Linked DNA regions of Mus musculus: regions 1, 2, 3, 4 and 5 are each linked to region 6. The links are chromatin loops, found by intact Hi-C in ENCODE. Cell type or tissue: heart. All regions are shown on one strand. Region 1 has its middle 2.3 kb from the start of Gm32827. Region 2 overlaps Gm32898 (a long non-coding RNA gene). Region 3 has its middle 17 kb from the start of Gm32827. Region 4 has its middle 36 kb from the start of Gm32827. Region 5 overlaps Tmcc3 (transmembrane and coiled coil domains 3). Region 6 holds the start of Tmcc3 (transmembrane and coiled coil domains 3).

Evidence for each region. A loop is a pair of places that touch in the nucleus more often than their neighbours do. Peaks named below come from ENCODE experiments on the same cell type or tissue, not always from the same donor. Only the 100,000 strongest peaks of a DNase experiment are listed, where the experiment ranks them.
Region 1: a loop joins it to region 6, with 2.1 times the contacts of the local background. A loop is called at or near these places in 11 of 42 quality-filtered maps.
Region 2: a loop joins it to region 6, with 8 times the contacts of the local background. A loop is called at or near these places in 13 of 42 quality-filtered maps.
Region 3: it touches region 6 in a loop (5-fold over the local background); 11 of 42 quality-filtered maps call a loop at or near these places.
Region 4: a loop joins it to region 6, with 2.7 times the contacts of the local background. A loop is called at or near these places in 9 of 42 quality-filtered maps.
Region 5: it touches region 6 in a loop (2.6-fold over the local background); 11 of 42 quality-filtered maps call a loop at or near these places.

The regions. Positions count from the first base shown.
Region 1 is chr10:94,426,744-94,430,743 of GRCm38, reverse strand. It overlaps a transcript of Tmcc3 not described here. Among named protein-coding and RNA genes, the nearest start is that of Gm32827, 2.3 kb to the right of the region's middle. In heart, a CTCF peak has its summit at 2,025; no DNase peak of the experiment used is centred here; H3K27ac peaks cover 189 bases.
Region 2 is chr10:94,606,966-94,610,965 of GRCm38, reverse strand. It overlaps Gm32898 (a long non-coding RNA gene), which reads left to right. Exons shown (of 5, transcript XR_001779842.1): 4 at 1-3,278. Among named protein-coding and RNA genes, the nearest start is that of Gm32898, 15 kb to the left of the region's middle. In heart, no CTCF peak of the experiment used is centred here; a DNase peak (open chromatin) is centred at 1,545; H3K27ac peaks cover 334 bases.
Region 3 is chr10:94,407,116-94,411,115 of GRCm38, reverse strand. It overlaps a transcript of Tmcc3 not described here. Among named protein-coding and RNA genes, the nearest start is that of Gm32827, 17 kb to the left of the region's middle. In heart, a CTCF peak has its summit at 2,256 (motif pointing left); a DNase peak (open chromatin) is centred at 2,245; H3K4me3 peaks cover 666 bases; H3K27ac peaks cover 680 bases.
Region 4 is chr10:94,460,033-94,464,032 of GRCm38, reverse strand. It overlaps a transcript of Tmcc3 not described here. Among named protein-coding and RNA genes, the nearest start is that of Gm32827, 36 kb to the right of the region's middle. In heart, a CTCF peak has its summit at 2,439 (motif pointing right); DNase peaks (open chromatin) are centred at 1,122 and 1,962.
Region 5 is chr10:94,574,127-94,578,126 of GRCm38, reverse strand. The region is part of intron 1 of Tmcc3 (transmembrane and coiled coil domains 3); the gene reads right to left. Among named protein-coding and RNA genes, the nearest start is that of Mir7211, 10 kb to the left of the region's middle. In heart, a CTCF peak has its summit at 1,867; DNase peaks (open chromatin) are centred at 1,906, 2,896 and 3,176; H3K27ac peaks cover 1,694 bases.
Region 6 is chr10:94,513,605-94,517,604 of GRCm38, reverse strand. Tmcc3 (transmembrane and coiled coil domains 3) reads right to left here and starts at 2,748. Exons shown (of 4, transcript NM_172051.3): 1 at 2,501-2,748. The coding sequence starts at 2,578. It overlaps Gm40743 (a long non-coding RNA gene), which reads left to right and starts at 2,726. Exons shown (of 3, transcript XR_871960.2): 1 at 2,726-2,917; 2 at 3,017-3,273. In heart, CTCF peaks have their summits at 2,064 and 2,270; DNase peaks (open chromatin) are centred at 2,254 and 2,764; H3K4me3 peaks cover 3,198 bases; H3K27ac peaks cover 2,466 bases.

The sequences.
Region 1 (4,000 bases), 87 kb after region 6:
AGAGGAAAGAGCAGTGCTAAGGGGATTTTCGCAGCAGTAAACAGGGCAAGTACTCAGCCGGCTGGTGGGAATATGGAGGACCCCTGAGGGTGGGGTTCACTAACCTTCATTCCTTCTTTTCTCATTAACATCATCCCGATTTTATTCAGGATGCTAATATGCCTTGTTCAATATACTCTTCTCGGCCCCCTTGAAGTTGCCGATGGCCATGTACGATGGTTCTGGTGAAGGAAAAAAATAAACCCGAGTAAACATCTGTTTTGTTATTTCCTAATAAAAGAAGATACAGTTGATGAGGAAAGCTCTTCCCACCCCTTTCAACATAGACCCAATGGCTGGGACTTAAGCCACCTGGTATTACCATGACAACGGAAACCAGAGTGTTGAGTGGCTCTGATGAGGATCTGAACTAGCCTATCTCCAGATCTGCCATCACGTTAGAGAAATACACCCCTGCTTGTTTCAGTCACTGTTCTTGGACTTTTCTGTGGTTTGCAACCAAACGTTCCCAACAGAGCATCCAGGACAGAAGGTTATACTTGAGAGTCTGAACCTTAGGCAACGTCACCATAGAGACTGAGCATCCTCCACAATTAGCAATGTGTGTGGGTACCAGGAAGCAACCAGTCTGTTGCACCATGAAATGTGGACCAGCATGGGATGCCAAAGCAGGATGGCCGCCGAGGCTGCCGGTTGTTCTGGGGCACACACACTCCACCTTCTCTTCCACCAGCTGAATCCTGAGTTTGTTCCCACACGGCACACACGTGTCCTTCTCCAGCCTTACATACAAGAACTCCCCATTTCAGACACCTTGGCAAAGACCAGTGAAAGATGGGTAAGTTGATCTAGAACCTGCCCACTGTGGAGACAGCTCAGCTGTTTCTAGCTCCACCCAAGAGGCAGGAGATTGCCGTATGGAACACAGACAGGCATGTGATCGGCTGCCTTTAGATCATGTTCAATTATGTTATCAGCACCTTCTGGCTCTTTGGTCCCCAGTTAAGCCTTCCCTTGGAGATATATATATATATATATATATATATATATATATATATATATATCCACACACATACATGTATGTGTATATACATACATACATATATATATGTATATACATACATTTGTGTATACATACACACACTTGTTGTGTATTGTTATAAGGTGGATATACATGTTCATGTGAGTTGTCCCAGTTATGGTTACTATTGCTACGTTGAGATACCATGACATAGCATATATTGCTATGTATACTATGTATGATCAAAAGCAACTTGGGGATTTATTTTGCTTACATGCCATAGTCCATTGAGGGAAGTCACAGCAGGAACTCAAACTAGGCAGGAACCTGGAGGCAGAACCTGGCAGAGGCCATGGAGGAGTAGTGGTTACTAGCTTGCTCTTCATGGCTTGCTCAGCCTGCTTTCTTATGGAACCCAGGACCACTAGCCCAAGGGTGGCCCAAACCATCCTACAGCCCAATCTTATAAAGGCAGTGTTTTGTTTTGTTTTGTTTTGTTTTGTTTTGTTTTGTTTTATTAAGGTTCCCTCCTCTCAGATGACTATAGCTTCTGCTAAGTTGACATAAAATTAACCAGTGCATAGGTATATAAGTGTATGTGTGACTGTATGTGCACATGTGTATTGTGCATGTGTGTAGAGGTCAATGTCATATAATTTCTTCAATTACTCTCCGTGTTTGCCTATTTCTTTTAAAAGACTGTGTGCGTGTGTACACATATGTGCATCTGTGCCTGTGTGTGTGTGTGTGTGTGTGTGTGTGTGTGTGTGTGTGTGTGTGCCTGAAAGAAGATGATAGAAGGTATCTAGGAGCTGGAGTTACAGGTGGTTATGAGCTGTGGGCACTGGGAAATGAAGCCAACTCCTCTGTCAGAGCAGCAGGCTCTCCTAAGCACTGAGCTGGCTCTCCGGCTCCTCACCTTTATTTTTGAGACAGGATTTTTCACCAAACCTGACGCTTATGAATTTGGCCGGGCCAGCTGGCCAATGATCTTCAGGGATCTGCCTGCCCCCATCTGGTGCCAGCATGGGCATTGCAGGCTTTTTTTTTTTTTTTTTTTTTTTTTAAATAGGACAAACTGAATAAGAGTCCCCATATTACAGTTTGGATCTCTGAGAGCAGGGTACATTTAGAAACTATAAATGGTTCATGAAGGTCTAATATAAAATTACATAGAAGGGCAGGGGAGCATTTTGTAGATCATATATCAAAGCGTGTGTGAGACTTTCTTTCCAACGGCCATGAGGAGCCACCGAGGGAGTACAAACGAGCGGCTGCCATAAACCAGATCTTTTATTTAGAGACATCACAGGGCTACACTCTGGGAAAGCACACTACAAGGTGGCGCAGGGCCAGTACCACTGGTAAGAAACCAGGCAGCCCTGAGTTAGAGTCACGGCAGAAGGCATATTTGAGTCTTTAGCAAAAGGGTTTAATGACAGATTGGATCTAAGGGGTAAGGAGCAAGGAATTATAGTAATTCCCAGATCTGATGGGTGGTTCGCTGTGCTGCCCATCGGAAGCAGAAATGCAAGAGGGTCGGGAGGGCTGAGAGACATGTGACCTTGTGCACCATGGGACAGTTTCTGGGGGTGATCACCAGGCAATGGGTCAGGCAGCGGATCAGAGCGGTTAACTATTCTGAAAGCACTGAGGCCAGCCAATGGAAAGGCACAAAGTAAAAAAGATGCCAGAGCGGAACCTCCGGGGAAACCCAGGAGTCAGGAATGGTCTCCTTCCTCCATGAAGGAGAAAATGACGTGGCTGGAGAAGCAGGAAGCAAGCCACAGAGGGGGCGCTATCACGGGTTAGTAAGAAAAGTCTCCCACAGGTGGGTCTTTATCAAAGACCCTCGGCAAGTGGTGTTATAACGGACAGACCGACGGACAGGGTCTGGAAACCAGCAGGGAGGGCCCAGCTGGAGAAAGGAAGTCCCTTGAAGGGGACTTCCTCATCTCCTGGTCTCTTCCTCATGCTCCAGTCCCTGTCTGAGATGAGTTCAAAGCCCTCTCTACTCACATTGTCACTGCACCGTTAGCCCCAAATCAACAGATCCAAGTCCTATGGACCCGGGCACCAAAACAAACTTGGGCTGTTTATGTCAGAGATTTAGTAATAAGCATATAACAGTAAGTAACACAAGTTGGGTAGGAGAGCATGGTGGGAAGTGCAGCCAGGACCACTCTAAAGGACTGAACGCTGACATCCTCGATGTCACAGAGCTCTGCTCATGGTTAGGACCTTAAGAAGGACAGAGGCCACCTTTGGGCTTGAACTCTTGAAAGGCAGAGGTGAGTCCGACCTGTGAGAGTTACAGCATGCCACTTGTCCCCATATTACAGTTCAGATCTCACACCAGAAAGTCTTCACCTCCAGCCTGTGAGAGGCGCGGCTTTGTAGGAAATGTTTGCATCCGAGCTTCTCCTCTTTGTTGCTCCTGGCCACCAAGTGGTGAGCATCTTTACACCTGTCATGCTCCCAACCTGATCTTCCTCGGCTCCAGAGGCCCCCAAATCATAGACCCAAATGACCACATAGCGAAGGTTCTAAAGCTATGAGCGTGGTTCAGCTTCTCCTCGACCGATTTCATCGGTCATTGTGTTGGAGCAGCAGACAGCGGAGTACCACGCCCTGCCTTGTGGATTGGGAAGTGGAACTGAGAGGCTGGGAAGGCTTCCACGCTGGCGACCGATTCTTTAATGCCACGGCTGCGTCTACTCGGTGTGTCTTACTTAGAAATATAAATTCCCAAAATATATCCAGCAGGGGGGCGAGAGCTACAAAAGGCTGGATTACCTGACAGGATGAAGAATGTGCTAAATGAAGATACAACAGGAGGCTGTGGGAGCTCAGGAGAAGGGGAGATTAATTTCGGCTGGGTGGAAAAGCGTCTTTTCCAGAAGGCAGGTGGCATCTGAGCTGGCACTTTAAGGACTGGGCTGCTTTCATAGAGAAGGAAAAGAGTGCTCTCTAGCTGAA
Region 2 (4,000 bases), 93 kb before region 6:
ATGCACACACACACATACACATAAACACACACATACATGTACTCACTAACCCATACTCAGTCACCAAATCCACATACAAGCACACACATTTGTGTACATGCACACATAGAGACAGGCACACACAGACACACATAGACATACACACAGACCTGCACAGACATACATACACACTGACACACATAGACACACACACACAATCACACATGCATGCTCACTAACCCATACTCACTCACATGCACATACAACCACACACATTTACATATATGCACATAGACATACACAGATACATACATACTCACGCTCACAAACCCACAGACACACGTGCAAACACACACAGATATACAAGCTTACACACACAGATACATACTTACACACAGACACACACTCACAGACACACAGATATATACATACAGACATACACACAAAGACACACACACACACACACACACACACCCCTATGTGTTAGAAAGGACCATGAAATCCTCAGAGTCTCAGCTCTGAGAGGAGATACCATGTAGTTTCAGGCAGGACACTGGAAACTCAGAGAATTCATCCTGGCAAGAATGAGGAGTCATGCTCAGAGAGCAGAGTGGGAAAGGGGCCCATGAGATGGGGTTTCACATTTGTCCAGGGTAATGAGCGGTGCTGAGCATGCTCACACAGAGAGTGTCAGGACTGGATTCGATCTCGAGATAAATCATTGAAAACTGGCACCCAAGAGCTGAGGGGAGGGCTCACAATAAAGTGCCTGCCAGGCGAGTGTGAACACTTGAGTTTCATCCCCAGCACCCACGTCAAATACATAAACAAACAAACAGCTCAGCAGGGCATGCTTGGTGAGTGGAGACAGGACTTCTCAGGGCTCTCTGGCCACATGATCCAGCTGAATTGGCAAAATCAAGGTTCACTGAGAGTCTGTCTCTAAAGAATAAGGTAGAGAGTATAGAAGGAGATAACCCAATATTGACTTCTGAACTCTACATACATGTATGTATACATGTGTGCATGTGTGGGTACTCATGCACAAGAGCATGTGTGCACACACACATGCATGCATGCACATATACACACTCATAAAAGAAAGGAAAAAAAAGAGAAAAGAAAAAGAAATCCTGGAAAGTGACAGGGGCTACTGATAAGACCCTGGAGAAGGCAGAAGGCCCTTTGCACAGCCCTACAGGGTTCCCATGCCTCTGTCTGGACACTGAGGAGCTTAGGATGAGAGCAGGAGCTGCTGTAGCCTTGGAGGGTTCAGGGAGGGATGGGATGCTGTGGCCCGTCAGAGCAGGTGGCCGGGAATCTGCTTCATTGTGGTGCGTACACACCCTGAGAATGGGGGCAAATCTTAGCTGCACCCAGTCAAGCTGACTGACCACAGGGCCAGCCTGGGTCCCTTGGCCCTTTCTCTAACCATTTCCAGGTTACCATCAGCCAATGGAGGCCTGGCTGAGGTCCCATCATCAAACCCACTGTGCTCTCTGGAGCCGCCTGGAGGAAATATCTAGAACTTCAGCTTGAACGATTCCAGACAAGGTACCAAGTACTCAGTAACCCATGGCAACCCCTAGAGGCTGCTAGAGCCTCAGCAATGAGGAGCTGTATCCCAAGGAACCTGCCAGTTCCCCTGAGATGGCCCAAGCTTGGTGATCTTAGGATGACCTTCAACAGTCTACATGCCACGGGAGGCTCGTGACAACAGTGTCAGAAGGGGACAGTGTCTACCCCTCTCACACTTCCCATGGTGAGAGCCATGGTAGAAGGAATGGTACGAACAAAGGCGTAACTTCTCCAGTAGCCAACGGCTGTGGAGATCCCTCCATGTGCTTACGTAGTATACCCAGTTTTTAGCATGGAGTCCCTAAACTGCAAGTTCAGAAGTCACTAACCAGCTGTGATGGGTAAAGTCTCTTCAGGCCTGGACAATACTATCAGTAGGTCTCCCTTGGGGCAGCTTGGGTAAAGGTAGAGGGAAGAATGTCTTTTGGTTACCTCGTGGTTATTAATCTGGGAGATTCTGGGTGGTTGGTTCCAGGGTTTTGTACTTGATGATAGCGGCTCAATTCTTTTTTCTAAACCTTGATCATTGGTAAAGACACCAGGATCCTATAGGGCTGCCACCAGTTGGACTCAAATCAGTCTATACTTCTTAACATAGGTGGGGCACTTTCAAAGGACCCTGTCACTTACATGAACCTCCAGGACCTCTAGCCTCTTCCTTGTCTAAACCTTGGCTTTCTGCCTCCTTTGTAAGTGGCTAGCAGTCAGACACTGGAAACAGACAGCTTTAGCCAAGCCCTTGTGAGCTTCTTAGCTCCATTATCATACCTACACCCTGGACTTTGAACCTCAGCAAGTGGAGTTCATCATGTTTCTTAGGAGATAGGGCAACCAATTAAGGGTTCCACGGGTCTTGAGTAGGGCTCCTAGTGGGTCTCTGAAGGTAGGGATGGGTGGAATGGAGGCCATAAGACACCAGTTAACTAACTGACTCTGGATGCCAAAGTTTTTAAGTTCAGACTCCATTTTAGAGAGCCTGGCCTAAGTTTGAACTCCACTGGTCTCCAAGTTGCCCCCGCAACAAAACCTGGGCCTAGCTTCAGTCTCTAGGCTAATCCCCAACAAGACCAGCGTTTCCAGGTTACACTTTCAACAAGACCAGTATCTCCAGGTTGTTCCCTCAACAAACCTGCATGCCCAGGTTACAAGTCCACTCCTTGCCTAACGATCACCAATGCAGAGGGGAACAGAAGTTAAGTTTATGATATGACTCCCAGCACCAGCCAATTATGTTAAAGGCCACAGGAGCTTTCCAATTTGATGCTTGCACACATCTTCCCTGCTTGTGTTTACTATAAAGCCTTGCCCCGATAGACATTTGGGGCTTCCCCACCACCAGAACTGCCATGCGTGTCGGTAGTGAGCTGAGGGGCCTGAGCTAGCTTGAATAGAGTAAAGACCCTGCTGTAAGTTGCATCCAATCATCTCCTGTCTGTTTTTTGGGGGGGATTACTAATATTTCCCTGGCACAACACCTCCAGGAGAGAAAGAAGGACCCTCGTCCCCGAGCCTCATGCATGGTCTTTATATTTTACTTGTGAGCTAGCATTTAACCATCTATTCTCTGAGTCCTGCTTACATTCTAACTCTCACTCTCAGGGTCAAAGCAGTGCGTACTGGGGAAACTGGACATCTGTTCCCCTTATCCACCCCACAGAGCCCTTCCTCCCTCATCGTTACTCAAAACAAGCAACGAAGCTACAGGGACCTGTGAGAGAAAGGTATTTTTGACTTGGAGGTGTTTGGGGGTGACCATTCTAAAATTCCTCCCGAAAAATTATTGGAAGCACCGATTTATATCACAAAACAAAGATGTTGGGGATGTAGCTTAGTGGTAAGAACTTGCTTAATATGCCCCAGTATAATAATAATAATAATAGCAGTCATAATGATGATGATAATAACAATAACAGTAATAATCCAAAAAAGATAAATGAAGATGGATCTTGTTCAAACAGATGGGCATAATATCAGTTGAACATGTCATAGGGAACAAAAACAAAAATGCTAAATAATTAATAATTTGTCTTTCCCACTAAAATATGTCCCTTGCACTAAAATAGCTGCCTTGAGGTTGACACATCAACATGTCATAGATTTGTTCCGACTGTTTTCTCCTTCATCCCTTCGGTAGCAGATGTTTTGTGATGCAATTAGCCAGGGCTTATGTAGGACAGACATTTCTGTGACCTCATCATGGCACTGGCAGGTGATTGGCAGCACTGATTCAGCTGCTCTATGGGGCTGATAGGCAAGTGGCTTCTGTCGGTCTTCCCACTGCCATCCCCAGAACATGGGTTTTATTATTTTAGCCGTGACAGCTGTTATCTTTCGGTGGCAACGTGGCTAGCATGGTGGCAGGCATTATACTCACACAGGAAGAGGACCAGAACAGACAGGCACTGGTTTGGAACCACTCAAGAGAGAGTGGAAACAGGGCAAA
Region 3 (4,000 bases), 110 kb after region 6:
TATCATCCTGTCAGTGTGGCCAGAAAGCAGAGGGAGAGAGAAGCGCTGCCCCTTGAGCCGAACACCTGGATACACACATCAGAGGAAGTCATTAAAGTTCCCATTTCTACAATTTCTCAATTACCGTGGCCAATAGCACCGTGGAAAGGGCCCTTGAGAAGCCATCCTCAACCAGGGCCAATTTCAGAGCAAAGCATGCCACTGTACCCCGCATCTCCTGCAGAGGCTTCTCTTCTCAGTGACTCTTCCTCTGCCTCCCTTTGAAGGCCAGTCCTTCTCTAGGGCTGGTGGCCAATGATGGTCAATGATTGGTGCTTTAGGGCAAGTTTATGATGATTTTTAGCTTTTGATGAATTTCCGTTTCAGGTCCCAGCTCCACACAGATCTTGCTTGGAGGATTTTGCCTTTTTAGAGGCACCAGGCAATAGGCTGATGTGAGATGGGGGGTGGACCTCACTGGAAGTTTGTCTTCTTTTTAGACATCAGAGCAACTCGGGAAAATTCTTTTTGAGAACTGCTCTCCTGGTCGGGATCTATATTTAGATTCTGAACTATAGACGGGGTGGGAGTGGGGATGGGGGTGGGGGGCTGAGACTCCCCGTGGGTCTTCCTCAAAACACATCAGCCTAGGAACTGAAGAGAGCGATATCCTTGTTAATCCAATCAGTTCTAGACAAGAAAACTAGAGGATTCTGCTGAGCAAGTCCCCCTCTGGTGCTTCAATTATCCCTTTGGCTGTCTACGTCCATCAAATTAACTCAGGATTCTAAAGTCACATTTCACATTGTTTTATATGACTATCAGCATGGCAGGTTTAACCCAAGACTCCCACCATCATCTGAAAATAGCCTGGCAGCTGGGGTGTCTCACCCCTTCCAACAGTGTCCGCGGCTATGGAGGGGACAGCAGGAGTGACAGGCTTCAACCACTGCCCCCACTTTTGGGATGGTCTGAACTGCTGTGAGTTGGGTTTGCATTTCCCAAACTAAAACAATAAGTAAAGCAAGGGTTTCTGGGAACAGATAGGAGTATAGGCATATGGTGATTAATTTGCCTGCACCACCACATCTGAAGTAAAGGATAAGTACAAAGTAGCAACGACCATATTAAAAACCACAATAACAACATCACCCGGCTAACTTCATCAGTAAGATTAACTCAAGCTTTTTTTTTTCCTACTGGATAGGCAACACTTACTAAATTCTTTCCTGTGTGGGAGAGCGCCTAAGAGAGCAGATGCGGGTGGGAGGGCAGATTGCTACATTCTTTCAGAAAGGAATCTGAAATCCCGTTGGAGATGCTTTTAAAAATGAATATACTCTATGATTCTACAGTCTCACTTCCAGGAATGTATCCCAACAAAGCAAATGTACACAGAAGCATGTGCAAAGATAATCTTTGTAAGGATGCTTATTATAGTTGTAAGTTGTAAAAACCACGTGGTTATTACAGTCCACGATGCACTGTTAAGTGGTCACTGAAATGTGGAGGTACACTGACTCAGAGACATACCTGCAACATGTTATTAATGGGAGAAGGTGACGAAATGTATATATACCAACGTGTCAAGTGATTCTACTTTCAATAAACAGTATGCATACATAACAAATATAAATTAAAAATGCCAGCCCTGTGGACAGCCTTCTGCTGGATTGTTGTCTGAGCAACAAGAAGGTGGGAAATGAGCCTCCCAGGTACTTTTTACAGCCCAGGACAAGCACTTGTTCGTTTGTGCATTTTGTCCCTGCAGTGCAGCAGTTCTCAGCCTGTGGGTTGTGACCTCTTGGGGGATTTGAACGAACCTTTCACAGGGCTTGCCTGAGAACATCGGAAAACACAGATATTTACATTATAACTCATAACAGCAATAAAAATGACTGTTATGAAGTAGCAATGAAAGTAATTTTATGATTAGGGGGTCACCACCCCATGAGGGACTGTATTAAAGGGTGGCGGCATTAGGAAGGTTGCAAACCGCTGCTCCCGTGGGCTCTGCTTCATTACTGATCCTCACCTCTGTGATCACTCAAGGTTGCTGAGAGCTGGTTCGGGCCAGTGTGCGACAAAGGCAGACTGTACCACGGCAGTGATTATGTACAGATGGCGCCGCTCCCTCCCTCCACTCCCTTTTGCTCACCTCTATTTCCTGGCTTTGCCTATAATGATCCTGTAATGAATATGCGTGTTGTGTGTGGCTTCCAGAGTAAAACCAGGAACAGGAAAACAACGGTTACACAGACAGCACTGTTGCCACCTGCTGGCGATTATAGGGAACAGCCACAGCGATTTAAGGTGGACGCCCACAGCAGGCGGTGATGGTGAGGGCTGTGGAAGACCTGAGCTCTGCTCTCAGATTCCCCGCTGTTTCTGCCTGGATTTAGGGACTTTTTGCAATGGAAAACAATCTTAACTGTAGAGGGCTTCTTTACAATGTTTGGGGGGGGGGGAATTCCACCTTCCAGAAACAAAGTCAGGTTTGCTGCCTTAGTCTGAATGCTAGGGAAAAATCACATTCCCTGCCCCATGTAGCAATGCGCATCTGTCAGATAGTTTAAGGACTGTATCTCCTCTAAATCCCTCCCTCTTACAAACGCATTTATTATGAGCTGGTGAGATGCCGCCACGGCTGACTTTGTTCCCCCGGACCCTCAAGATGGAGAGAATCAACTGCTGAACTCAGGTCATCCACAAGAGCAGAGTGAGCTCTTCCGAGTCATCCGTCCCATGGCTTCTCTGGCCTGACAGATGATCAGCGTCTTCTCCAGGGTGTGTCACTTTCTTAGGTCTTTGTCAAATGGCCTTCAATGAAGCTTTTCTTAATTTCTCTATCACACAGTTAAACACGTCCCTCTGTTTGGTCCTCATGTTCTTTCATGACGTCTTCCGTTTTAGCTTACGCGCCGCTGATGAACCGCACGTGTGAAGAGACAGGGACACATCCCAGTCACACAGTCACCGCCCCCTCCACGATGCCTGGCATCTGCCGCAGATGCCCCATGGTACCCAGTGCAGAGTTCCTGCACGAAAGGTAATAGCTTTCGCTGCATAGCTCAGATTTGAAGACCAACAGGACTGGCGGCTTGGATACGTGTGAGCTCACGTCAAGCCAGGGTCTATTCTTCGGATGCTTTTTGTTAGGCAGTTGCTGGAGCTGATCAAAGGGATGAGGCCATGAAGCCCAGCACTCTATCTGCTGAGTTTCCCACAGAGCTCTAAGTGTCACACAAACCCAAGCTCAGCACTGACACAGAAAAAGCACAGTTCTACCAGGTGTCAGGCACTGGCTTCTCCCATGCTCGGGCTGGAAAGCAGCACCAGATATTTGGAAATTTCCACAGATGACAACCTGTCTCTCCTCTGTAAACTCCTGCTTGCCTTTCTCCTCAGAAGACCAGGAGCCTGAGCCTCCACATAATCATCTGTCTTCTAGGTACCATAACCTCAGACCCTGCCATCCCAGGTCTGTCTGTCTTCTAGGTACCATAATCTAAGACCCTTCCATCTCAGGTCTGTCTCCAGGGGAAGAATTTGCTGTAGGGACACCTCACACCTTTTTACCCCTTACACAACACTGGCCTTATACAACACTGGCCATATTTATTAATTAATTAGTTAATTAATTAATTAGGTGATAGCTTTCATTAAAAATATGGTTCTTGGTATCCCTGTTTGAAATGAAGGACAACAATTCCCTATTTTTATTTTTTAAATAGAAAGGCTATTTTCTATAACACACATACATTTGTATTAAGGGCCTTAAGCCACCCCCACACATACACACACACTCATGAACACAGAGACATATGCACATACTCATGCACACACAGAGACATTCGTATAATACACATAACACACACAATGAATTCCCTGTTCCTTTTATTACTTATAAAGGTAAACACGATTGTACCGGAATGTATTAAATTCCCTTCTTACAGAGGATGACCACACATGTCTCCTGAAAGTAGTGGACTCCAGACTGTTGGAGCCCACCCAGAGGAGC
Region 4 (4,000 bases), 54 kb after region 6:
AGCTACCTTATTCTGTAGGTTTTATTTTTATTTATGTGTGTGTGCTTGTGTGCATAAATATGTGTTTGTGTATATTTATATACATATGTATATATGTGTGTGTGCTTGTGTGCATATATATGTTTGTATATATTTATATATGTGTGTATGTGTGTGCTTGTGCATGTGTGTGTGTATGGGGGGTGGTATAGGTGCCCTCAGAGGCCAGAATACAGCATCCAATATGGAGCACAAATTAGAGGCTGCTTTGAAGCATCTGATATGAGTTCTGAGAACCAAACTTGGATCCTCTAGCAAGTTCTCTTAACCACTGATCCCTCTCTCTAGGCCCCTGCCACACCTACTTTTATAGAGCTGTAAGCTAAACATGTTTTTCATATTTTTAAACAGCTGAAGGAGACAAAGAGTTCATGACATGTAGAGTCCGATGACGTCAACATTTCAGTATTCATGAAGTTTGCAAACCCATCTGTGCTCAAGTCTTGCCTGTAGCTGCTTTAATGAAATGCAGTCAAGTTCAGGAGTTGTGACAGACTACATGGCCCTCAAACCTTAGAGCATTATATTTCTTACCTGGCCCTTCACAGAAAGCATTTCCTACACTCTACAGTCTGGCTGTTTCTAATTGCAGTCTCTTTTTTCTTTCAAGACAGAGAAAAGAAGAGGTGGCCCCTGGAGTCTTTCACTCTGTCAGTGTTGTATGATTTAAAAAGAATGAGACAAGAACTTCTCAGTCACTTAAGGGACAAGACTGGAGGTCCTTCTTCACTCTCCAAGTGATGTAGACACATATGTGCAATTGGAGCTTGGAGACAGATAAATGACGAGAGAGAGACAGAGAACAGTCAGAGTCAAAGACACAGATTTCCCCGGACATTAGAAAGTGAGTTGGGCAGGGGCATGGGTGGTAGTGGGTCTTCCTCAGCCAATAGGATCAGACATAAAATTGATACAATGAGCTATAAAGCAAAACCAAAAGAGGATCTGGGAGCGTGTGAAGGGTCACGAGTCTTTAGAGTACATGGAGGTCTCTCTTCCACAGGCGCAGACAGCTTGGCCCCAAGTGTTTTCAAGTCTCAGCTGCTTCCACGTGCTCGAGAGAATGCTGCTTCTAGCTGGCCGCCGGCGTCCTTATTCAAGCATGACCCTGCCTCATTCCGATCCACCAACGACAAGGCTGGCCACTTGCCCAGCTCCAAAACTGGTCTCTGTTTATTTCTGACTCTAGGAAATGACAGAGATGTCCCATGATAACTGTATTCTGTGTTGTTGATTGGAGTATCTGATTTGTCTTGTGTAGTTAATGCAGAAAACTACTTTTGCTTCCCCTGCCAGTATCTTTTATCTGTGGACATTCTTCTCCTTCCAAGGTCCAATCAAACGTCTCTGTCATTTCATCTTCAGACTCTCCCTTAAGGAGGACTGTGTAAAGTAGGAGAGAAGCCAGCATTGTTGAGCAATCAGGAAAATGGGGTCCTCTTTAGAGCAGACAATGCCAAGGTCACAATAAGACAAAGGACAAAGGGAGGGTCACTTGAGGGCAAGTGGACGAAGACAGAGTGTAAGCAAGGAGGCTGGTTTTAGAAAATCCAAGGCCGTGTGGCCACCCTGACCTAAAGACGTCGGGATTTAATATCTTGGGCTTTTTCAGTATGTCAGGTCATAAACGCAATCCTAGGAGGTTAAGATGAGCTCCTCCTCTCAAGCAAAGTCCAAAGAAACTCAGTGGCTCACTTAAGTGGCAACCATGAAGTCAGAGCTCAGGACACTGGGTTCATTGCATGCTCAAAGCTTACCACCATGCCCCCGGAGCACGGCAGGTATTCAAGAAAGAATTGTTGGGAAAAGAGCGTCTGGCCAAATGGCAACCTTCAAGCCTGCTGCCTGAAGCTATTTCTATTGCTAATGGATGGAAATGGCTCAAGCTACAACAGGTGCTCCTCCCCCATCCGTTCTGACGTCAAGATGCAATTTGTCTATGACTTTCTAGCCCGAGTGTCATCCAAGGGCATCGGCCACAGAGTCCATGGGATATGGAAGGAACCAGGAAAGGGTCTCGGCCTCCTGTCTCCTAAGCACTTTAAGCTAATTCCTATGGGTTGAGTTACATAAACCTTACAAAGCAAATATGGACCCACTCTTATAGAGATGCTATTTAAACTTTTAATTTCTTTTTCTTTCTTTTTTTTCTTTTTTTTCCCCCGAGACAGGGTTTCTCCTGGCTGTCCTGGAACTCACTTTGTAGACCAGGCTGGACTCGAACTCAGAAATCTGTCTGCCTCTGCCTCCCAAGTGCTGAAATTAAAGGCGTGCACCACCATGCCCAGCATTTTAATTTCTTTAGATTTGTTTATTTTCTGTGTATGGGTGTTTTGTCTGCATGGGTGTTTTGTCTGCATGCAGAGCATCGCATGCATGCAGTACCTACTGAGGCCAGAAGAGGGCATCAGATCCCCTGGTACTAGACTTTGGGCTTGTTGTGGGCCACCTTGTGGGTGCTGGGATGTGAACCCAGGCTCTCTTCAAATGCAGTATGTATTACTAACCACAGATCCCTCCTTACAGCCCTGGGGAGACACTACCTTTTACATTATTAAGCCTAAAGTCTGCATTCTAAGCTTAACAGCTTAGCAACAGGATAATGAAGTGACACAGGTAAGTTGCACAGGATTCCTTAGACCTGCCTTCTATAAGAAGCCACAGGTATAAATACAGTGTGACCGTGCATGAAAATGCCAAAGAAAAGCCAGCTAGCTGTTTTTTTTTCTGTTATTTTTCTCCCCAAAATAGTGAAACTTTCTATCATTCATGATTCATTAATACCTATTGACATATTTCAAGTTTCGAATGTTGTGTGAAGCCACATGTTTCCTTACATGGCTTTAAAACAAATGCCTGATCATACCCCAACGATGCCCCTCAAGGCATGAGGACCCCAAAGGGACAATGGCACAGGCTTAGTGAGTCTTTTATCAAAATTTTTCATTTTTCCATCTTTGCAAAAAGACAGACTCTCGGGTAAGGCTCTGCAACCTTCAATTTTACAGACATATTGGACATAACAAGCCATGAAATTGCTTCACAAAAGAAATCATTTTTCTGATTCAATAAATGATCCAGGAGTTGGAGGAAACCCATTCAATGCCTGATCTGAATGAGAGAGAGCAAAGAAAAAAATCTTTAATGTTATTTAAACTAGTCCGGACTGAGATATGGAGTTCTGAGAGAGGGTCAGAAAAGAATCCACTTCAAAAGAAGACCCAAAGAAAATCAAAAGACCACAAAAGAGATTTACTTATTTTTATTATTCCCAAGAAAATAGCACTGTCCCCAGGCATTGCCACCAGGCTACCCAGGTCTGAAAGATAACGAAGTCCATCAGGCTGACTGTCTGCTAACCTGGACAGAAACAGCAGTGCTGGGTGAAGTCACTCCCCACAAAGACAAGAGAGAGCTGAGGATTCCCCAGAGAGAAAGTGACTTTCCTGCCAACACTCGTCACAGGTTTGATTTTACTTTCTGTTTTTGATTTTTTAAAAAAAAAATGTTTTCAAGATTTTTTGAAAATGTCTTCTGTAACCCAAGCTGGCTTCCAACTCACTAGGTGGCTGAGAATAAGCTCAGACTCCTGCACTTCCTGCCTCTACATCTTGAGTGCTGGGATTGTAGGTCTGGGCTGCCCACACTTGGATCATGCAGGAACAGGGACTTAATGCAGGGCTTCCGTCATCCTGGGAAAGGGTTTTACACCTTCAGCCTATGGTGTGATTGTTTCCATACAATTCAGCACCGGTTTCTTCTCGCTATCAAGGCAAGAAAGAGAAGCGGGCTTCTAAAATGAGCCAACGTTCTTACCTTTTTTTCTAATAAATGTGTTTATGAAATCATTGTTTCTCTTTGCTATGTGCAACGGAGACAAGCTGGAATCGACAGCCCAGCTTTCAGAGTTTGCTATGAAATCTCAAAGTGATTAGATTAGGAGGAACCTGGCCACGTCGCT
Region 5 (4,000 bases), 61 kb before region 6:
CTGGTTTCCCAAGTGACTTGGGAAACTTTCCGTGACCCTCACTGTGGTGTGCCTCATGATGGCCAAGTCCCCTAATTCAGAACTCAGTCATTTAACAAGACAAGGAGACACATCCATCAAGAAAATTATTTTTCGAATAGATTCATTAAGCAGATGTGACAGAACTGTATGGTGGATGATTAACTTCGATAATTGAATAATACAGTGGTATCTCTATATGAAAATAAATAATTCCTGACTACAAGCACAGTGATTAAAGTAAGTGAACAGAAGATCATCATATAGTCCAAATGTTGCCACCATTTTAATACAGCTCCTTGTGGTGTGCTGACCCCTACCACGAAGTTATTTTGTTGCTACTTGATAACTGTAATTTTGCTACTGTTATGAATCATCATGTTAAGTATCTGGTAGGCATTCCCCAGAGGGGTTGTGACCTACAGGCTGAGAACTGCTGTGATAATACAAAGCCAGCCAGACACCTGCTTTCCCATTCCCAGGTTGTCCTGACAAAAAAAAAACCCTATAAAGTAGCATCTAGCATCCTGGTCAGGGCTAGAAGTTTGGGCTCGAAAAGGGAGGGGCAGACCCAGCCCATGCACCGAGTTTGCTGACGTGTTCATAGAGATTATCGTGTTTGACCCTTATCACCGAGCCAGGCAAGAAACATGCTAAAGACACACATGTAGCAACATGCTAAAGACACACATGTAGCAACTGAGTGCTGTGGAGCTGGGCTTTGAGGCCAAGCCTCCTCTCACCCTCTTATTCTGATACCATCCTCAGAGGATGAAAAATGAGCCATGGTAGAGTCTGAACCCAATTCCAATCATAATATTTAATCTGGAACATCTCAGCTGTCAAGTTAACATGCCCTTGATAAGAATAATGCCATTACTGGACAGGAGACAAGGTAATGGCTGGCAGAAGTTACCTCTTCCCACCTTGTAAAGGACCAAGGATCTGGCAGCAAAAGGTTAGTAAGGGATTAAACAGACAGACCTCACAGTGTTTGAGTGACCCAGACTCGATACAGACCACTTTCAACAAGAGTATGAAGTCTTTGCCACGGTCCTAAACCCTGCCTAGAGCCTTATCAGGAAGAAGGGAGTCCTATAGTAGGCAAAGGTTGACCGGCAAAACCTCTTGCAAAACGTGTGTAAGTTAGTTAGTGTTCTCTCTTACTCCCCTCTTCCCACACACAGTTGCCAAGAAACAGACTCGTTCTTGCTGCTTTATCTAGGTAGAGATCGTCATGAAGGATCATGCAAGTCAGGCTGAAAGGAAATAGACACAGGCCACCGTGAGACTAGACAGCAAGATAAAGGAGGACAGAGGGGCCATGACTGTGCTTGGTCAGGAAGAAGGAGTATCAGGTACAGGGAGGTCTTTAGCTGTCCAAGAGGGTGGTCACAGTGAGCTCACAGAAGCTATGCACCCGTGGCTCACTACTGAACAGGAACAGCAATGGGTCCAAATGAGAACAACTGAAAGAAATACGCCAAACCTAGAAAATGCTAATTTGAGACAGACGGGGTAATTCATGGTGGCTGTACAGCCATAAGGCTGGAAACCGAGTTTTGCTGGAGGTACCAGAGCTGATTGTAACTTTCCAATTCCCGAGGCCTCCCAGGTGAAATCACACTACCCAGCCACAGCGAGACCCCAGCTCACCTTTCAAGCCCCAGCTGCAGTTGAGGGATGCCGCTTAGCCTAAGTGAGCTGGTCGGCATTGAGTGGAGAATGTGAGCACCTTCTGGACTTTCTCACAGTGCTCCCCGCTTGTCTACTTCTTATCCAAATCCTCCAGTGCTTCTGAGAGCTGCTCAAATGCCTCTCACCCCAAGCTTTCCCAGTGCCAGCAGAGGCTGCTGCTTCCTGCGAGCTTTCTTATTGCCCTGGTATCATGTGGCCCCGCCTGCTGACTCTGGCTCTTATTGCTCCTCTGTGAACTTTCACTACCGCTCCTCTCTCTGCAGGACAGGGACATGGGAGAGATGATGTCACAGTTGTACCCAGCCTCGGCCGGCACTTCCTTTATTCACAGAGGGCTGTCCACAATGGATCACCCAAAGTGACATCATTCTGTATTTCGAGGAGTCCACCCTGAAGTCACTCAAGATACTGATGAGCAGAATGAAACAAACAAACAAACAAACAGAGCCTCGTGTTCTGGCTCTGGTAGCCCTGACAATTCTAGACAGAGTTGTTTCCTAGTTCCCAGGCTGTTCCAAATCGACTCCACCGAGAAGGAAGCTGAGTACCCTTGCCTGACAATATACACAAACACAAACAAGGGCTTTCAGTCTTTAAGTGAAGTAGAGCTCACACCCAGGAAAGACCTCAGTCAATAAGTATAAAACATGATGAACAATTACAGTATGAACACGCTGTGTAACTACATTGAGCTTAAGGCAGAGGAGAAGCACCCCCCGGGCCCTGTCAATCACAGCTACATCACTCTTCCCTCCAGGGGAATCCAAACAGTGTCCATTAGTTTGGCCTATTTACACAACATTCTTGTCATTTTTTTTTCATGAGCAACTTGTTGTAGTCCTCTTAGAAGTCAAATATAAGATGAAACACACACACACACACACACACACACACACACACACACACACACCTCACACGTCTCAACTGACATTATTTTGTTTTCGAATTCTCCTGTGTCTGAAGAGAAAGGTTTCATGGTTTACCTGGCAAAACTCATCACGAAGTTACCGCCTGCTCATCTTTCTTCGGGCCTCCCCACCCCTGAGCTGGTCAGCCACCCAGGTAGTCCCAAGGCCGTGAGCAGAGCTCTCTTAAACACTGCAGGTCCCAGGGAGCCTTCTATACAGAGCTGTGTTGGCTCCCAGGAGGCCAACTGACTTTTGCCTTACTTTAAAGCTGTAACAATGCTTGGCATGGCCTCAAGACTGGGGGAAAGGAACCAAGCTTAAAGCTCAGGTCAGTTAGTCTTGCTGCCTGCCAGCAAATCTCTGCTACACACGCTTGAAGAGCGACAGAACTGCTGGGGTGCACATTTTGGACTTTTATATGAAGCCTGATCATTGCACAGATAAGTGAGGGCCAGGTATACATTGCTCAATGCCCGCAGATCCCCTGGGTGTCAACTGAGACAAAGAGTATGTGTGAGAGCCAAGCCCTCTCTGCTTTGTTTATCTTGGAATTGGCGCCCGCCCCTGAATGGCGCAACTTGCTTTCAGAATTAGGCTGTGGGAGGAGGTCAGAGGTCCCTGGAGCACCTGCGCGGTCAGCGTGTATATGGATTGTGTGCATGAGGGACTGTGGGCTTCTTCCAGTGCTGTATTAATTAACTACATGTTTCTGGGTAAACTGAGTCAGGTCGGTAGGATCCTATCACCCAATCTGTAGAACAGGGGGACAGGGAACAGCGAATACTGTATAATTTGAGGAGATACAGGACACTACACATTGTGAAGTTGCTGATGCACAGTCCAGACTGAGGCCTCTGGAGGCAGACTACCCCGCCCTTGTTATCATGATTCCTATAGACTATCCTAGCCTCAGGCTCCTCCTCTGTAAATGGACATAAAGACTTTAAAGAAAGGCTGGGGAGTTGACTTAATGGTAAGAGAGGCTGCTGTTCAAGCATGAGGCCATGAGTTCAAAGCCCCAGCACCCATATAAAAGGTCGAGTATGGCTGTACACACACCTACGACCCCAGTGACACCGCGAGTGTGGAAACAAGAGGATTGCTGGGGCTCACTGGATTCTAGCCTTGCTAAGAATTCCCAAGGGAATTAGGAGAGGAATAAATGAACAGGACACCCAAGGTTCTCCTCTGGTGTATAAACAGACACACACAGACACACACACACATACACCACACAGACACGGACACACACAGATACACACACACAGATATAGATACATCCATACACAGGCACACAGACATACATAGACACATATACATATAGACACACAGAGATACAGATACACAGACACAGACAGACACAGATATAGACATAC
Region 6 (4,000 bases):
CAGCAAAAGTGATGCGTGTTTTCCCAGTTACCTCAAGGGGAATCTTTTAAATGACGGTTGTTAATCAACAAGGTGTTTGGGGGGAGGAAACTACCCATTCTTGAAAGGTTAGTCACCTCTGCATCCACCCCAGTAATTATCTGCATTTTTTTTTTAAAAAAAAAGCTAGTTTGCCAGAGGCAGGGATTCTTTTTTAAATCCTAGTTTGTTTCCAATGAGAGAGTAACAGGAAGAACTTTAAGCCCTTCCGAGGTTTGGTGCTTTCCTCTTGCACAGCGTGCTTTTCTGGGTGTAATAAGAGGATGCTTTTTTATAGCTATATCAAACTGAGTTCCACAGAGGAGCAGCCAGATCACCTAATGGGGTGCTGCCTTCTGCCACAGCAAAATTGCTTTTGCTGTGCCTTCATTCCAGCAGACTTATTGCAGCCTTGAGGAGGGATGCAAAATTACACCAGCCCCACTAGAGAAAAGTTCTTATGGTAGCTCTCCTGGTGCCTCGATGTCTCCACAGGAAAGCAGACCAAAAACAAAACAAAACAAAACAAACCTAAAAGCAATGCCAGTTGTGGCAGTGCATGCCTCTAACCCCAGCATTCAGAAGGCTAAGACAAGAGGATCGTGGGTTGCTAGCCAGCTTGGGCTACACAAGGAGACCTTGTTTCAAAAACAACCCCAAAACAATAGCAACAAAAAACAACTAAAAGCAGACAGTCCAGAAGGCTAAATCGGGATCACTAGGAGGGCCTTGAACTGTGTGATCTGGGCCACTCAACTCCTGCCCCGCCCCCCTACCCCCCCCCCATGTCTTCTGCCTTCACTAGGTTTCATCTGCCCAGTGGACTAATTACAGAGACTAGTCAGTCCATCCAGCACCTAACTCAGTTGTACTGCACAGTTTACTTGCAAATCCAGTATCTCCCTACTGATAATGTAACAAGTAAAACGTGATAAGCAGGATTTTTAAGGAAAAAAAAAATCCCCTTGACATGATGTCTTGGTCACTTTAAGGAGAGACAGGTGTGGGGAAGACGCTGCAGTTCAGCTAGTCCTTCCATTCCCCAACTGAGTGTGTGAGCACCAGTTCCCACCTCTACCTGACCCGCAACAACTCATTCAAGCTCATTCCAAGTTTGTCAACAAGCTCACCAGCCCCCAGGAGTTACCAACCCTGCTTGCTTACAGAGACCATTAAGTTATGACAACCCAGGCTCTCAAATTATCTTAGCATTACCGTCTCACCTGTGACTGCTCTATTACGTTTGTCCCCCACCCCCACCGGGTTACAAATGTTTTATGAAAAAAGACCTTTCCTTCAGTCAGCTGGGTTCGCGAGTAGTTGCCCTCCCAAGCAAACTTCTGACTGCAGGTAACCAAAACTCTAAATGTTTTTCTTAGGGAGTTTGGGAATACTTTCCTGGTGCACTGTTATGAAACTTCTAATGAAACCGAGAAAGAGTCGGTCGATGCAGGAGCGATTCCACCAAACTCATTAAATTTGTGGGTTTTTTTTTTTTAATCATTTTTCCTAAATTGATTAAGAGGCGCTAAAGTGAAAAGAGAAATGAGGTAAACATGCCACTTCTGGGAGAATCGACTACTGTTTCAAATTGTGACTGCATACCCACATTATATATAAGGGACCCCTGCATATGCCTATCACTTATGGCCGCAACTTGATCTTAGAGGTGGAAGGGTAGAAACTCTGCCCGGTCTATCTCTACGAACTTTATACAAGAAAGCCGACATCGAATCCCCAGTTCCTCGGACAAGCCAGAAGTTGGGAGGCTCAGAGAACAACTCCAGGTGCCGCCTGCCAGAGTGGAGGAGGTGCTGTTTCAAATGGCACTTTAGTCCGTCAAAAGAAGGGATGGGGGGGGGGGTGTCACATCCTTGCTGGACACTTGAGCTTCCCAAAAGGGAAAGTGTTCCTCAGGAGGGGCCCAGAGCTGGGGCTGTGGCCTCCGTCTTTATAGTGAAGCCCTCCATGGCCGGTCTCCACAGCTTGCTCAGAAGAGCTATTTTCGCTCACAGCCAAAATCAGCAACAGCAAATTAGGCTGCAAACCGTGGCGAAGGCACCCGCTCTGCACGGCTCCCAACTCCGGAGCGTCCATGCCGAGATCGACTTTTGACCTGGGCAGCGCGTCCCGGGCGTACAGTGCAGGGGACTCAGCTGCCAGGCAGGGGACGCAGCAGCAATGCAGAGCCCTGCAGGTGGCTGTGCCGGGAGGGAGCCAGACCCTGGGAGTCCCGGGGACCCGGCAGGCAGCGTGCGCTCTCTGGCGGGGAGGAGAGCCCGGCGACACCGTCGTGGAATAGGACTGGCTAGCCTCCGATTCCAGCGGTGGCCCAGCGTCCCCGGGCCGCAGGTTTTCCCCGGACCTTCCCGGCCGGGAGAGGCCGGCGTTGGGTTCTACGGTGCTGAGCCTCCGAGCCGACCCGGCCCGCGCCCTCCCCACGCAGACTCGCACCCCCGCGCCGCCCTGCGCGCGCCCTCACCCGGCTCTTGCAGCGGTGGTGCCGGCCGGGGTCTGAGTAGGTCCGGTCCACGGTGAGCGCCGTGTCGCTGCCCGGCATGTCTGCGCTTAGACTGACAACTTTGCGTCCTCCGGGGCTGCCGCTCCACTCGGCGCCGGGTGGCAGCTGCTCGCCGTGCTCCGCTCACCCTCGCCCCGGAGCCGCGGCCGAGGGGGTGGCGCGGGCCGCTGCAGCTGCTGCCGACACCCCGCGGCCCTGCGCCGCCGCCCGGGTGGGGAGGCGGGCGACAGTCTCCGCCCCTTTCCCCGCTCCCCGCCCCTGCGCCCGCGCGGCGCCTAGACCCGCTCCAGGTGCCGGGCTCAGCTGCCCTCCCTGCCTGCGAACGGGGCCCACGCGCTCCCACGCCTCTCCCGGCTCAGATGAGCGACGCTGGCACAGGTTATGGACCCACTTGAGTGTGATAAAAAAGACGGGTTTGAGCACACAGGAGGTTGCCGGATGCCTTAATGAAATATATATACATATTTCACTCAACAGGCACACTTACTTGCTGGACAGCTTTCCTGGACCTGGACAGTGGGCTAAGGATTCCAGGACGGAGGGGCATTTTCCCATCTAGTATTCCACGGAGCGGCACTCCCACTGTGTTGTGTATCTTAATTGTGCTTGTGTGACTCACTGTGTTGTAAGCTACTTTGAAACCGGGACATCTTTCCACTTGAGCGTTCTCTAGTCCCAGCGAGTGCTCCCTGCCCACAAGGAATTTGGAATCTGAAGAGAAAAAGTACTGATTGGTAATCAATGCGGTATCGGTTGCCTAACCCCCAAATTAACTACACAAGGTCCAGTGGTTTCGTGAGACGTGCCCCTGAGACCGGATTGGCAGGTTTTAAATCACTGATCCTAACAGGCTCAGAGTGCAGTGTGATCTGCCTACAGGGAGGGGAGGAGGTGTTTATCCCCCTAGCTGGCTGAGAGAAAACAGGTCTGTGCGTTGGGTGGGGGTGGGGGAGGGGACCCTCAAGGTGTCGGTTTAGTGGGTGTCTTCAGGCAAAAAGGGATCAGGTAGAAGAACGGAGAGTCGGGGGTAGGGGGTGGGGGGAATGTACTTTCAACATTAAGTTCAGCTTTGTTCTGTGGGTGTTTGGCAAGCTGCTGGGCTCCCTGAACCAGAAGTTGACAAGATCAGGATGGAAGTCTAAGACATCTATCTGATAGTCCTGTGAGAGGCATTGATGAAAGATAAAGAACTCTCGATAGGAGGCCTTTTCAAAGACTGAGGACAACCTGACCTATGTGTCATTCACTCACAAGGAGACCAGGGAACCAAGCATGTCGACTTAGTGGAGTATTAGACAAGTGTAGCAGTTGCGATGGCCCTCTGTGGAGTCATTTCTAGCATGTATAGTTAAGTGAAGAAAAGCAAGGTGCTGGAGAATATAGTGTTCTACCATTTATTGAAAGTGCAATGTGTATCATATCTATATAGAGAAATATAGATACATATACATACATACATAT